Linked DNA regions of Homo sapiens: region 2 is linked to region 1. A link is a contact called in ENCODE Hi-C data. All regions are on one chromosome and are shown on one strand. The core of a region is the stretch at or near the end of the contact, and the rest is flanking DNA. Distances in the headings are between cores, read along the strand shown.

Region 1 (7,027 bases), core at 2,271-4,770:
CCTACCCAATCCGTCGAAAGCCTTAAGTTGAAAAAGACAGGTCCCCTGAGGAAGAGGAAATTCTACCTCCAGACTGCCTTTGGACTGGAGCTGTGCCATGGCACCAGTTTGTGCTCACAATCCAGTCTGAATGTGTCCCCAAAGTTCACGTTTTGGAAACTTAATCTGCAACGCAAAAGTGTTGGGAGGTGATTAAATCATGAGGGCCCTCCCCTCATGAATGGATTAATGCCATTATTAGGGGGAGCTGGTTAGTTTCTGAGGTAGTGGGTTCCTGATATAAGGATAAATTTGGCTTCTTTCCCTTCCCTCCCTCCCTCCTTCTTCACCCCCAACCACTCCCACCCCTCACATGCACATGTTCTTGCCCTTCTGCCTTGTGCTATGGGATGATGCAAGAGAGAGCCCTCACTAGATGCTGAGCAGATGCTGGCACCATGCCCTTGGACTTCCCAGCCTCCAGAATCATGAGCCACATAAATTTCTGTTCATTATAAATTATCCAGTGTCAGGTATTCTGTTACAGCACAAAACTGAGTAAGACAGGCTGTAATATCAATTCTTCCCTGGTCTCCAGTCTGCTGGCCTGCACTGCAAATTTCACGAGCCTACATTCACGAGCCAATTTTTAAAAATAAATCTCTCTCTAAACACACACACACACACACACGCACAAGCACACACACAGGCACACCCACACATACATACATACACACACACATATATACACATACACACACACAATTGGTTTTGTTTCTCTGGAGAACACCTAATAAACCTTGCTTCTGGTAATTCCTTGGCTTGTGTCAGCATTAAATCCAATTTTCGTAAGCCATTCTCATCTTGTCTGTGTCCAAATTTCCCTTTTAATTAAGGACACCAGTTATATTGGACTAGTGGTCACCCTAATGACCATAATTACCTTTATACAGACCCAATCTCCATATGAGGTCACATTCTGAGGTACTGGGGCTTAAGACTTAAACGTATATGAGTTTGAGATGGGAGGGTGCAATTGAACTCGTAACAGCCAGTGACACCTAAAGTATGTCTGCGTTGCCTAAAAGGTGCTGACAATTCTCAAACCAAAGTTAAAATCACTTTTGTTTAGTTTTATCTGTGTTTGTGTAAATACAGTTTTTAGTGGGAGTGTGTATGTCAAAATGTCTAAGGAGATGAAAAATCACCTTGTTGAAGCCATGTAAAAAAGTCTGGCTCAGGATTTAAAAGACAGACTGCCAATAAGCTTTCAATATCTTATCTTGATAGTTCCTGCAGCCAGGTAAGAGCATCTGGTTTTTAAATAACTTCACTATCTGAATTCACTTAGCAGGTTTAAACAGCAATAGTCCATGGGTCAACTGAATTTAGAATCTGTTTTCCCCTTATTAGGGCAAACTTCAAACTTGTACAAAAAAATGGTGAGAATAAATCATCTATATATCCAATACTCCATTTCAACAATTACCAGTGTGTGGCTGGATACCGCCTAGGAGAGCTAAGCCTTCTGTGCTACACATCCTTTGCTGTCACTGATTATTCATGTATGCCTTGGATATTACTAACATGTTCTTTTTCTGTTGTTTTGCAGCCTTAGAAATGTGTGAAAAAAGAAAAGATTCTAAAAGTCTTTAAATGTCATTCATAAGTAATGTATTTATTAAATGCCTCATAGCTTGAACTCTGCCTGATTAAGCAACTTATGCGAAAGAGACAGGAAAAGTACTAACAAAAGGTTACAATTATATTGAAAAATTCCTTGATTGGCATCAGATTGACTCTTCATTTTCTCAACTCCTGATTTCAAAAGGAAGCCTGCCTTTTGCAATTTCCTGAAACTTAAATTAGAGATTACGCTGCTATGTCTTAAGAAAGCTTAGCTTCCTCCTCTCACTCACTTCTTCCTTGAGAGTGTGATCCCAATCTGAGGTTGCCAAAGGTTTCAAAATATATTATACCTGATTTGTGTGTTGCAACTAACTGCCCCAGTGTGGCCAGTGACATGATGAATTTCCCTCTTTCCATCAGATTTCCTTAATATTCATATGCAATCACAAGGCACTCAACCTTTATTCCATTGCAACTGTGAGCAGTGGCAGCCTTTTTGCTTGGTTCCAAGCACAGGGCAGCTACGTATAGGCACAGAGAATGGTGCCCTTGCTGTTTCGCCTTTCGGTTAATTCCAGCCCAGGTACTGATTTAAAATAGCCCAGAAAGTTTTTCATTTCCAAAATATTCAAGAACAGTGCAGCTTTTCACTAAGTCCCTGAAGACAGGGGAGGTGGGGTGAACTTTGGTTCATTGTGAACTCTGATGCAGGCTATGAATAGTGACTCCTCTGAGAGATGCGCGGGGCAGCATCTTACCAGAGATTTCTGACTATTCTCCATACTCCAGCAAGACTTTCAAAGTGCATAGTGGAAATGGTCAGATTATCAGTAAAGAAGAAGGGGAAGCAGAAAGCAATGTGGTATTCAGTGGCTAATAAGGAGCATATAAACAAATTAAGGTTTACGCATCTTCGTTAAGTCATTTCCCAAGCTTTTCCAGCAAAAGTAAATGTGAGAGAAGTACACAGATATTAATACTAACGCGTTTCCAGCAGCCTCAGAGCAGCAGCATTTAACGCTGAATATCACACAGAATCCCAGCCACCAAGAATGTCTGCATTTTGGAGGTTCCTCTCCTCCGGCTCTGGGGCAAGGCACAACAGAAAAACTCAGATTTGTCCAAGGGACACAACTGTGCTTTTGATCTACTCTGGGGTGGCTGTGTCTGTCCATAGCCCCTAGCATAGTCAGGTGGGAATATCAACAATGCAGACCCGAGGGAGTCCCAGCTTGCTGCTCCTTGGTTTCTGGACACTCCTCTCATCCCGCAATGTCTCTGGGAAAGCTGTTCTACTTTTTAATAGACAGAATCCTAAAAGGATGTCTGGTGATCCCCATAGCGGAGAAAGAGGGCTAGAGTGGGGAAGTGGCTATTTCCCCGCCGCCAGCCTCCCACTCCCATTCCTCAGAGAAGCCCCGCCAGGGCCCCGGCCAACCTCGCCGCACCAAAAGCTTCTCTGGCTCCAGGGCCGATAGCGGCACGCGGTCATGTTTGCGGCAAGTGGCACAGTTCCTGCCCTCTCAAGCAGACCACGCCCTGCTGCTGCCCACGCTCCTTACTGCCGCCCGCCCTTACCCGAACGACTTACCTGAGCCAGAACCTCCTCGTTCGCTCCCGGTACCCGAGGATCCCGCACGCGGCCATCTTGGCCACGCCCCCTCACGTTTAGCCACGTCCCTACGCAGCAAACGTCATTTCGTCATTCCAGGTTACGCCCCTATCAGTCCCCATTCTGTCCCCGACCCAGGCTGAAATCTCGCCCTGGCCACGCTTCCCCAGCGCCGGAGTCCACACCTGCTCTGCGCTCTGGCTACACATCTCCTGTCGCTGCCACGCGCCTGCACGCTAACTTGCCGACGCCTCTGCCCTCCGCCTGCTCCACCATCTTTGTTACGCCCCTCAGAGCAACAAGGCACGCCCACACGTAAGGACCGCGCCCCCCACGTTCGAGGCACGTCTCTGCGTTCCAACTACGTCATGTCCCTACTTCCCTTTTCGCGCCACCTCCCTTGCCGGTCACTACTCCGCAGCCCGCCTTTCCATCTGTGGCCACTTTTCCACCCTTCGCCCAGTGATCATCCAGTCACAACTAGTCTGCCTACCCCACCTCCCTCCCTTGGGCTCACGTCCCTACTCCGCCTGAGGCCGACCGTCCCGCGAATTCGAATTTCTTTTTTACACCCTTGCGACTACGCCACGCCTTTCACGTAAGGGCTAAAGTCAGCTCGTTCGGGCCACGCCCCTGCGGTACGCCTGGGTCACGCCTCTTCCGCTAAGCCTTGCTGCCTGCGCTCCTCACTGGCGGGGCCGTTCCCGCCGTGGCCGTTCCCACCGTGGCTAACCCCTTCCATTCTCTCGGAACAGGCAAGACCCCTCTGGTCCGCGTCACTTTTCTTACTGCATTCCACACCTCTCTTTTCTGGCCAGTCCTGGCCGTCCTCTCAGGCCACACGCTACAACCTTGTGGTCCTCATTGGCCACTCGCATCCTGCGCATGCGCACTTACCTACCTTCACTTCTGGTCACGCGTTAGGTTCCCAGGCCACCCACTTTTGGTTCCACTCTGGTCACGCCTCTCCCGCCAGTTGCACGCTCTCTGCGCTCCTTTTAGGTGCGATACTTGATCCCGGGAAGCCACGGAGGTGTTGGAGGGGCCCACCAGTCTCCAGAGAGGACTGTCCAGGTCCTGGAACCAGATGTCCGCGGCATTTATAGAGTGAAATGAGCCTGCGGATCTCTGATCCTCTCCTAAAAAGTGACTTTCTCCATGTATCTCCCAACTCTAAACACCACAACTCGTTAAGCAAAAACCGAGTAGGAAACAGAACTGATGGGCCAGTGGTGGAGCAATGTTCCTTCTAGCTAGGTTTCATGTCCTTTAACCCGATATGGAGATAAACTGGAACCGTGTTCCTTCCAGCCCATTTAAAGTCAGCGGACTTTAAATGCTAGGGAGATACATGGAGTAAGCACACTCCTCTACTTCCTGATGTGTCCTCCTGATGACTTTTCCTAGGCACTTGGTGCCCTAATGCTCTCTAGGTCCTGTCTAGACACCACCACATTCAGACCTCTGTTTGCAGCCCCCTGCTCCAAGATTACGCTTTTTTACTCCCTCCATTCGCAATTCTGGGTTCACAGGAAAAAAGTGAGGAGGTTATTACCAGCTTTTCTGTCCAGAAATTTCTGAACGGACATTCTTAGAGGATGGACACTTTCCATTAGCCATTCATTCATTCATTCATTCAAGACAGATTTATCAAGTACTATGTTCCAGTAAGAAATAAGACAAGAGTCAAAGAGATCACAGACTGAGCTTCCCCAACTCAAGTTTAGATGGCACAAGAATTGAGAAAATTAAAGATGGTGTAATAAAGGAGTTGATAGGTGGAAAAGGACTTGATAAGTGCTGGTTTGTTGTTCTAATTAGCAGGAGTATTTTGGGGCAGCAAACATAGGAAGCCACTTACATAGCAGTTAGTACAGCTCCCTTCACAATAAATTCTCAATCTTCATTTAAAGTATTCCCTTTTCACTTGTATAGAGGATTACAATTTTTCCCTCCATGGCAGTGAGATTTACTATATACACTTCTACATATGCCAGTAATCAAGATTTTATGATCACATATAAAGTGTAAAAGTTCCTTTCTCTTCCCACCTTCCATCCATTTCTGCTTTGAAGACAGTGGGAACTTTCACAATATTGAGCTACAAGGAGCACAGAGTAAAAGACAATTTTCAACAAAACATTTTTTATTAAGCTCACCCTGGCTCTGAGAACTCTATCTCATTTATATAAAATGTTGCCAATGCTAATCATTTTTTGCATGAAAAATTAAACACACCGGAAATGGGATCAAGTGCAGCCTGTGTAAATTACTGCATTGATTTTTATAGCATTATTTTCTCCCAGATGATTTGAGGCCGCGTACCAAAATATAGGCAACACTGTATAAAGTAAGTATTATAGTTTAAGGAACCAGAGGGGAAATTCATGGAGGGAGAATAAATAATGTAGCCAATGGTAAGATTAACACTCAAGTATGCACACTTTCAGATCCAGAACAGTTTTTGAAGGTGGGCAAGAGATCTCACTCTAAGCTTCCATAGAAAACAGGAGATAACAAGTATTTTAAAGTTTTACGGTGTTCATAAAAACCAATCAATCAGGATTTTGTTTGCTTTTGAGAAGCACTGTTTGTTTTTTTAAAAATAATTTTTAGCCCCAAGGCAAATCCCAGTTCCTCATCATGATGACGCTGTGAGCTACGTGGGAAATAAGTGTCATAAGTTGTTACACCCACATTCCCTCAATGGAAACTGTTGGCATAATCACAAAGCACAGGGCACTGAATCAATTTCATGAACCATCCAAAATTTCCTGTTCGACTGAGTACACAGCCCCACAATGGTCTGGTTTAATTCAGGGTAGCATTTAGATAATCTTTCCCCATAATGGCACATAAGTTTCAACTCACATGTCAACTCCCATTTATTCATATTAGTGGACTGAATAGCTCAGTTGGGGTGGCTGAGTCCATGCACAGAAGGAAAAAGTTCTGAAATAGATAAAAAATGTTTGTCATGGGTGTGGGATGAGCAAATGGCTGCAAACAACCTGTCATCTCTGATTTGTAGTAATAGGGATCTCTTGTGCACATCTTTTAGGCAGTCCACAAAAACATTTCTCATAAGACTTTTGATGAATTTCAGACAGTAGAGGGTTCAGGGTCATCACTGGCCGAAACGTAGGATCAGAAATTCTGAGATATTGATTAATTCATATGTCTTTAATATTAATGAGAGCATATAACCTAAAAGTTATGTGGTCTGATCCCGCCCCCGCCCCCACACCCTTTATAGAGGTTGGCAAAAGAAGTACCTGTTGTCAGGGCTAAATGTGACTAGGTGACCTCCAACTGGTGGGCAAATTGATGATTAAGGATGGAAAATACTATTTCATAGACCATGGCTGCAATACTGTTAGCCTAGTAAAAAGAGAAAATTGACTTGCCAAATCATGAGAAAACTCTTACACCTGAGCAACAGTGGAACCAGCTAAACCTGTAAAAGAAATGTCTTGCTTTAACTACATGAGACCCATTATAAAGCATTGGTCTCCATGCACAAGATGAAACACACAGACACACATACTTTTTTTTTCCCATTTAAGAAACTGTCCTTTAAATTGCTACTTTAGGAGCATAAAGTTGGCAGAATTACACTCACTCAGTTGATCTGAATTAATTTTTATTTCCAAACGGTAGTGATTAACTTTCTCTGAAGTAGAAAAATGTTAACTTGTGAAGAATAAGACAAAGTTCATAATGATTATGGCTACTGATTAACCTACAAAATTTGATGAGCTTTTCAAATATCCTTGCTTAATATGATTTCTCATCTTAAAAAGGGGA
Region 2 (7,108 bases), core at 661-3,160, 8.5 Mb before region 1:
TCACTCTTCTAGTTGAGGGCACCCCCGCTGCCTACCCCATTGAGTATAAGCCCCTCCACCTGGCAAGCAAGCCCTTCTGCAATCTAACTTTTCTAGCCTGAATTCCCACCACTCCCCTACCTATACCATCCACTTTTGCCAAACTGTAAATACTTACTGTTTACTGAAGAAGCTTCACCCTTGAAACGTCCTTTCTCCACCTCCACCTCTACCTAACAAAGTCCTACCCATCCCTCGGTAACCTTCTCAAAATGCCACCTATTAATACTTCAGGAACCCGTCCCTCCCTGATCCTCCAATGGCAACCTTGCTTCCCTCGGAAATCCCAGTAATTAGTTGTACCTCTCACTTTACTGCATTTCACCTTGCCCCACCTACCTCTAAACATGAGACTTCTTGCAGCCACCGTCTGCATTACAAGAACCTTTTTAATGTTTCTTAGCATCTAGCACGGTGCATCGCTAACAGTAGGCTCCGAGTTTATCAAGAAAGTTGCACAGTGTGCAATCAAAAAAGTACGTTAGGGGATGAAACTCCGCCTTAAAACTTCACAAATGAAAAATCGAAATACCATGACAGGCAAATGCACAATAAATATGCACCACACTAAGTTGTCCTCCAATAAGAAAATAAAAAAGTCTGCCCTTATTCCTCGATTTAAAAAAATACCACCAACAGATCACTACTTAAATCGTTTTTCAAGAAAGTTGTTTCCACATAAATGAGTACGAATGATTCAAAATTTTATTCCTCCGCTCTCGTGTTGTGCAATTTTTTTCCCTATAGGACAAAAGAATGGCAAAAACTTTCCCATCAATCTTTATTTTTCTTCCTTTATTCAGATACTCGGGGCGGCAAAGATTGTTGGAAAAACAACTGCATCGAAAGCACCTTAGCAGCCACATATGATTTGACTTAAGCAAAAATAACATTTCCTGGGGTCCCGTATGCCCTGGTAAGCCCAGGTGTCCGGAATGCCACCTGCCCCGACTGCCCTCGGGTGGCTACAGGCGCGGGGGAAGGCGCAGGGCCAGGGGCGCTGAGGGTGAAACGGTCCCGGCGTCCGGGCGGCGGCGGTGGCCGCCTGCGGCAGCTCAGCTGAAACGCAGCGGAAACTGCAGCCAGTCACGGGGCTGCGGGAGGCAAGGCAGGAAGGTGGCGCTGCCGCCGAGCGCCTGGAGCCCGAGCGCTCATCATGGCGGCAAGGGCAATGGCCGCCACGGGGAGCGAGCACGCCCCTCCGCGCGCACACGCCGCCGCGCCGGGCCTCCGGGGCCCGTCACCGGCGCCGCTGCCGCCGCCGCCCGCTCTCCCACCCCCCCTCACGGGCTGTAGCGGAATTTTCTCTCCAGACACCGCCTCCAAGATGGCGGCTCCCCCTCCCGGCAACCCCCTCTATCGTCCCCTGCAGCAGGCGCCGAGCCGCCGCCATCTTGTCCCCCGTCCCTCCCCCCCCCTCACCGATATTTACATAGCGAAAATCGGCCCGGCCGGCCTGCGGCCTTCACCTCACGCCTGCAGCCTTCGCCTCCTCGCCAGGCCTCACCCCGGCGCGGTGCCCCAGGTCGGCCGCGGAGCCGACCCGGGGCCCCTCGACCGCCTCCGGCACAACCGGGCGACCCTCCCCCAACCCCCGCCCGCTTACGGAGCGCGCCTCCGCCGCCGCTCGGGGCAGCCGGGCTCCTCCCCGGGCCTAACTGCGGCCTCCTCGGGGCCTGCTCGGCGCCGCGCGCCACGCCGCCCGGCCTAGCGCGGGAGGGCGCCTTGCGGGCCGCCGACCAGGCCGAGACCAGGCCGCTGTGCGCGCACTAGGCCCCGCGGCCGCGGCGGCACCCGGGACTCACCGGACGGACGTGCGGGCGGCCGGCGACGGTGGCGGGTGCTGCAGGCCGGCCTTTCTCTGGAGCACTGGGCCGGGCTCCGGCTGGTGGGGCGGGCGGAGGGAGGGAGGAGGGGCCGAGCTCGGAGCTGACAAAAAGCGGCCCAGCTCCCCGGCACGGGCCCGCCGTCAGCACGTCACGTCACCGCCCGGGAGAGAGACCCAGGAAAATGCGGAAGGGTAGACAGGCCCCCTCCTCCGCCCGGTGGGTCCTCCTGGCACCCCGTGTCGGCGCCGCTCCCGCCCCGCGACCGGGGAGCCCAGTGGCCTCGCTGCGGCGGGGTCTCCGGCGGCCGGAGTCTCCGTGACAGCGCCCCCCTTCTTTCCACCTCCTCCGCGCTCCCGCCCGCCGCCGCCACACACGCGCCGCTGCCGCCGCCGCCTCGGCCGTAAAGCCCGCGCGGGGCCGCGGTCGGCCGACCCCGCGGAGAGGCAGGCGGCCCGGCCGCCCCCCACCATGTCCCGTGGGCCGCGGCCGCCCCCCGGGGGCCTCCCTGGAGACCTACCGCCTCTCGCGCCGGTCCTGGCCGAGGCTCCAGCTCGAGTTGTTTGCAGGCCCTCAGACCCCCGCCCGCAGTAAATGTGTTTTCTTCATCCCCGTGGCTGGGGAGGAAGATAAATTTAGCAACCCCCGCCGTCCCCTGCCTTCGCTTAAAAAAAAAAAATCTTTGAAATAAAATGAAAACGGGCTTGCCAGTCTAAATGGGTGTGCGGGAAGGGGGGTGGAGTGGGGGGAGAAGGGTTATCCCTAGAGCACCTACCAGGCCGTCTACTTTTTAAAAATAAGCAGTCAGAGCCAAACTGATTTTATTAGTTTGTACGGGGGAGGGAGATGAGCAAAGTTGCATTTTGAAACGTTTCGCACGTTGCAAAGAACAGGAATTTTCTGTGTATTTTCCTATGTACCCGTGTTTCAGAGCTTGGGAGCCTGTGAAATGTAAGACTGGTGTCATCGTTTCATAAATCATGAATTTTCCACATTCCTTAATAGAGAGGAGCCCAATTGGGTATGGATTTTTTTTTTTTTAAACACACTGCTTAAACAAGCCTTTTGAAGTTTCAAAAGACTTGGGAGAGAAGGGGAAAATGATTAAACAGCACTTACCAACTTCAAAAATGTGTATTTCGCACTTTACTTAGTTTAAATGTTTATGCTATCTTTCCATGCTGAACTTGGAACCCAAACTCTGTTTTAAAGTTACTAGGGAAAAGTTAAATAGTGGAGTCTTTACATTAATCTGGAATCTGGCATGCTATCCTTTAACACAGCACTAAATGTTAAAGGCATTTTTAAACAATAAGAAACACAAAAATTATAAAGCAAATAGTATACTGGTGTGAAATCTCTTTAAATACAGAGGCCACGTATTTTAGTTGCCTGACATAACTCTTTAAAACTCCCAGAATGCAATTTGTCCCTTCCCTCAGACATCTCTCAATCACAAATGCTTTCAAAAAGGAAAAACAAAAGTAGAGTAAGAAGAAATCTCTGAGCATGCACTGGATGATAATTTTCCTCTCGGGGCTTTAGTCTGAATTTTTCCAAGCGATTAAATTTCCTTTCAAAAATAGTAACAGCATGTATTCATTGTTTATAAAAATTACATCAGGCTGTGATAGACTTTCACAGAAAGACATTTCACAGAAAGGTAAATGAAACTAAGCAATGTTGTTTCAATAAAAAAAAATGAGAAATAGCTTGTGTGCCCACATTAATATTTCTTGCACTCCCAGACTGGAGTGCAATGGCGTGATCTTGGCTCACTGAACCTCTGCCTTCGGGGTTCAAGCGATTCTCCTGCCTCAGCCTCCCGAGTAGCTGGGATTACAGGCACTTGCCACCACGCCTGGCTAATTTTTCTATTTTTTTAGTAGAGATGGGGTTTCACCATGTTGGCCAGGCTGGTCTCCAACTCCTGACCTCAGGTAATCCACCCGCCTCGGCCTCCCAAAGTGCTGGGATTACAGGCGTGAGCCACCGTGCCCGGCCGCCCACATTAATATTTCAAAACATTGATAATCAGCGTTTAAGTACTTTCCAAGGGCCTCAGTGTGATGCTACGGTATGGCAAGAATGGAGGCCAGGTTCCCTGGTTCAGTCCTGTAATCACAGCACTTTGGGAGGCCGAGGCGAGAGGATCACTTGAGCCCAGGAGTTCAAGACTAGCCTGGGTAACATGGTGAGACCTCGTCTCTATTAAAAAAAAAAAAAAAGAAGAAGAATAGAGCCTCACTTCATCCATGCAACTGTAAGCAGCATGTTCAAGACAGAAAAACCTAATGTCACCATTCTTGTTAGTTTTTCCATAATTACCATCAAAAATACTTATACATCCACCAGTGTAAAGCACTTAAGAAAACAGTGTCCAAGGAGCATGAAAGAAAAAGAAGTTTTCTCAGTTTAAAAGATCACAAGTAGTTTAGGGATTGATACTTTCAAAGAGCCCTTTGTCATTACTTTTCATACAGGAAGAGACTGTTAACTTTGGTGGGAAACAAAGAAAGGATGGCCTAGTTCTATTAGATTAGATAAACCTTTATTAAAGTCCAGCAAACTTTATAAAGTCCAGTTATTTTATAGATGACTATACAGATAAGGTCAACTATATTTTTTTTAGTTAAAAAAAGGTAAAGTTGTACTTTAAGCCCATTTATGGAAGTCTGTAAAGAACATTGTTTAACTGGTAAAAGAACAATGGTAAAAATCATTTCACTAGAAGTACACTTAGTATTATACTCATGATAAAGTGAAGATGAAAAGGAAGTGTAAACAGCAGAGATCAGAAATTGTTTGATGTGACAAAATACAAAATGCATTTTATGAAAGTACTCACAATAGGACCTTGAGGACACCTAAGATCCTTGAAAGCATTTGGTAATTAAGCACCAGACATCTTGCACTTAAAGGACCTACTGCAGCCTATCTTGCCTTGATAATTGTTTTCGTATTAGGGACCTTTAGAATTCTGGGCACAGGAAGTAACAAAGATGTGCTTGCCCTTGGGGAACTCGAATAAGGAGGCTGTGTAAGGCAAAATAAAAACATTCCTAAGTACTTTCATTTTCTCACTTAAGTAAACATAATAAAAGGAAATTTTATCTAGGGAGGTCGAGAGCAGAACATTTCAAAAGAGAATGCTATGAATACAAAATAGCTGGTTTCAAAGCAGTAAAAGGAATTTTGATTACGTGCTAAAATGTATTTGTTCCTTCAGAGCTGTTAATGTACATCAGATAGTTAAAAGCATTTACTCAAGGTTTTGACAGTGTTTTAATAAATTAACTAAAAATCTCTGACATGTTTATAGGTCCTTGAGCCAGAAACGATAGAAGGCCTTTCAATCATTTTTCCAGAGAAAGATTAGTCAGAAAAGAAGCTGTTGATTTTCACTCCACATCGGAGACTGATGGGAATTCAAATAAGAAGCAATAAATTATTGGCTTATGAGAAAATGTAGACCTTCTTGAATAAAGTTGTGGTAATTCTTTTTTTTTTTTTGTATCCCAAACATTAAAAAATATTTATCTTCCCCTAGAAAGGCCCTAGTTTTATTGAACTAAGCATGCCCTACAAAAATTAACCATTTATCTGACACCTGATACTTAGGTTATACTTAGCGTGAGCAAGTTGCATCTTCTGTTGGAATTCAGTTGGCCATAATTAATGCCAAGTAAGAATTTTTCATCTGAGCCCTTAAGCCACACACTCTCCCCAAGGAGAATAATTTTAAAATAAACAATGACTGGCAAATAGGTGATTTTCAAGCAGTGCTTTTTACATGAGTCATTAGTCGAACAAGACATTGTTTAATTCCTGAAAATAATAGCCAAATTCTTCATGGATTATAAATCACAGGGCACAGCAAACAAACTAGCTCCACTAAAGAGATAAAAAAATCAATATAGAGGCCTAGAAACAATGAGCAGTAGCAGTGAGCACCCCTGGTGTCCAAGTTGGGGCCTCTACAGTTTCCCACCAAAGGAAAGGGAGAAGTGATTGATTCCAGGGCTGGAGCAGGAAAGTATAAGATAAGCCAGGAACATCTCCTTATAGCAGAAAGCAAAAGAAGAAAGTGTCCAAGCTTACTAGGTTGTCTAACATTAAGAAAATTTGGATGTCAAAAAAAATTGCTATGGAGTGAAACATAGTGGATATGTTAATGAATTTATGAGACTTTAAAAATGATCAACTAGTGGTGATGGTTGCACAACTTTGTAAATGTACTAGAAATTAGTGACGTATGTATGCTTTAAAAGGGTGAATTTGATAGTATAAGAGTCATATTTCAATTTTTTAAGTGATCACTTTTGGAGAATGCTAGGGAACCAACTCAATATTTTGAAAACTAGTGAAGGAAAAGAGATGAAGCCTGTAAGATCTACTCCTCAGAGTAACCAAATAGTTGACGAAGGGACCTTCCTTTTAATAGAAGTATTCCAACTAATACATGAAGAAGTCCTGATGAAATTAGAATATCACCATTTTGGATTTTGTCGACTGCAAAATATCACCATTTTGCAACATCTAATGAATTAATGGACCTTGGCAATGATCATCAGTGGCTGCTAAGCAGAGAGAAAACCAGAAACATGCCTCAAGATGGAAGGACAAAATGCTACTAGACAAAAAAAAAAAAAAAAAAAAATCGAACCTGAGTTTGATCAACCTTCTAGCTCTAACTACCAGTTTACAGGAAATACAGGAAACAGAGAAACATATCAATGAAACCACAGGGATGCGGTCGACAAAATCCAGTTGATGAGAAACTCTAAAGGACAAATGAAAGATAAGAATAAACAAATAAATTATAAGAAAACAAATTATAAGAAAAATTCAACATTTAACAAATACATTTCTTCAACAAACAACTTATTAGAAAAAAATAGGAGGGGAATCAATAGATTAGAAAAGACTTAAAAGACATGTTCATCAATGGCAGTGTATGAACTTCATTTCATTTTTTTTTCTTGTGGCAGGGTCTCTCTCTGTTGCCCAGGCTGGAGTGTAGTAGTGCAATCACGGCACACTGCAGCCTCGACCTCCCAGGCTCAAGTGATCCTTCCACCTCAGCCTCTTGAGTAGCTGGGACTGCAGGTGCACACCAGCACACCCAGGTAATTTTCGTATTTTTCGTAGAGACAGGGTTTTGCCATGTTGCCCAGGCTGGTCTTGAACTGGACTCAAGTGATCCACCTGCGTCGGCCTCCCAAAGTGGGGGGATTACAGGC

The links. A loop is a pair of places that touch in the nucleus more often than their neighbours do. Pooled maps may share reads with other maps.
Region 2: a pooled map shows a loop between it and region 1 (5-fold over the local background). The contact joins the promoter of ZFX here to the promoter of CA5BP1-CA5B in region 1. A Hi-C loop is called at or near these places in 4 of 50 pooled maps.

Annotation. Positions count from the first base shown.
Region 1 is chrX:15,671,951-15,678,977 of GRCh38, reverse strand. It overlaps CA5BP1-CA5B (CA5BP1-CA5B readthrough), which reads right to left and starts at 3,520. Exons shown (of 12, transcript NR_160544.1): 1 at 3,200-3,520. It also overlaps a transcript of CLTRN not described here and the pseudogene CA5BP1. RefSeq lists enhancers at 3,445-3,564, 3,237-3,855, 4,088-4,591.
Region 2 is chrX:24,144,531-24,151,638 of GRCh38, reverse strand. It overlaps ZFX (zinc finger protein X-linked), which reads right to left and starts at 1,910. Exons shown (of 10, transcript NM_003410.4): 1 at 1,845-1,910. ZFX-AS1 (ZFX antisense RNA 1) reads left to right here and starts at 1,985. Exons shown (of 3, transcript NR_046657.1): 1 at 1,985-2,084; 2 at 2,797-2,886; 3 at 5,188-5,414. RefSeq lists silencers at 904-1,413, 1,464-1,513, 1,534-1,943, 2,004-2,363 and enhancers at 1,454-2,267, 2,474-2,573.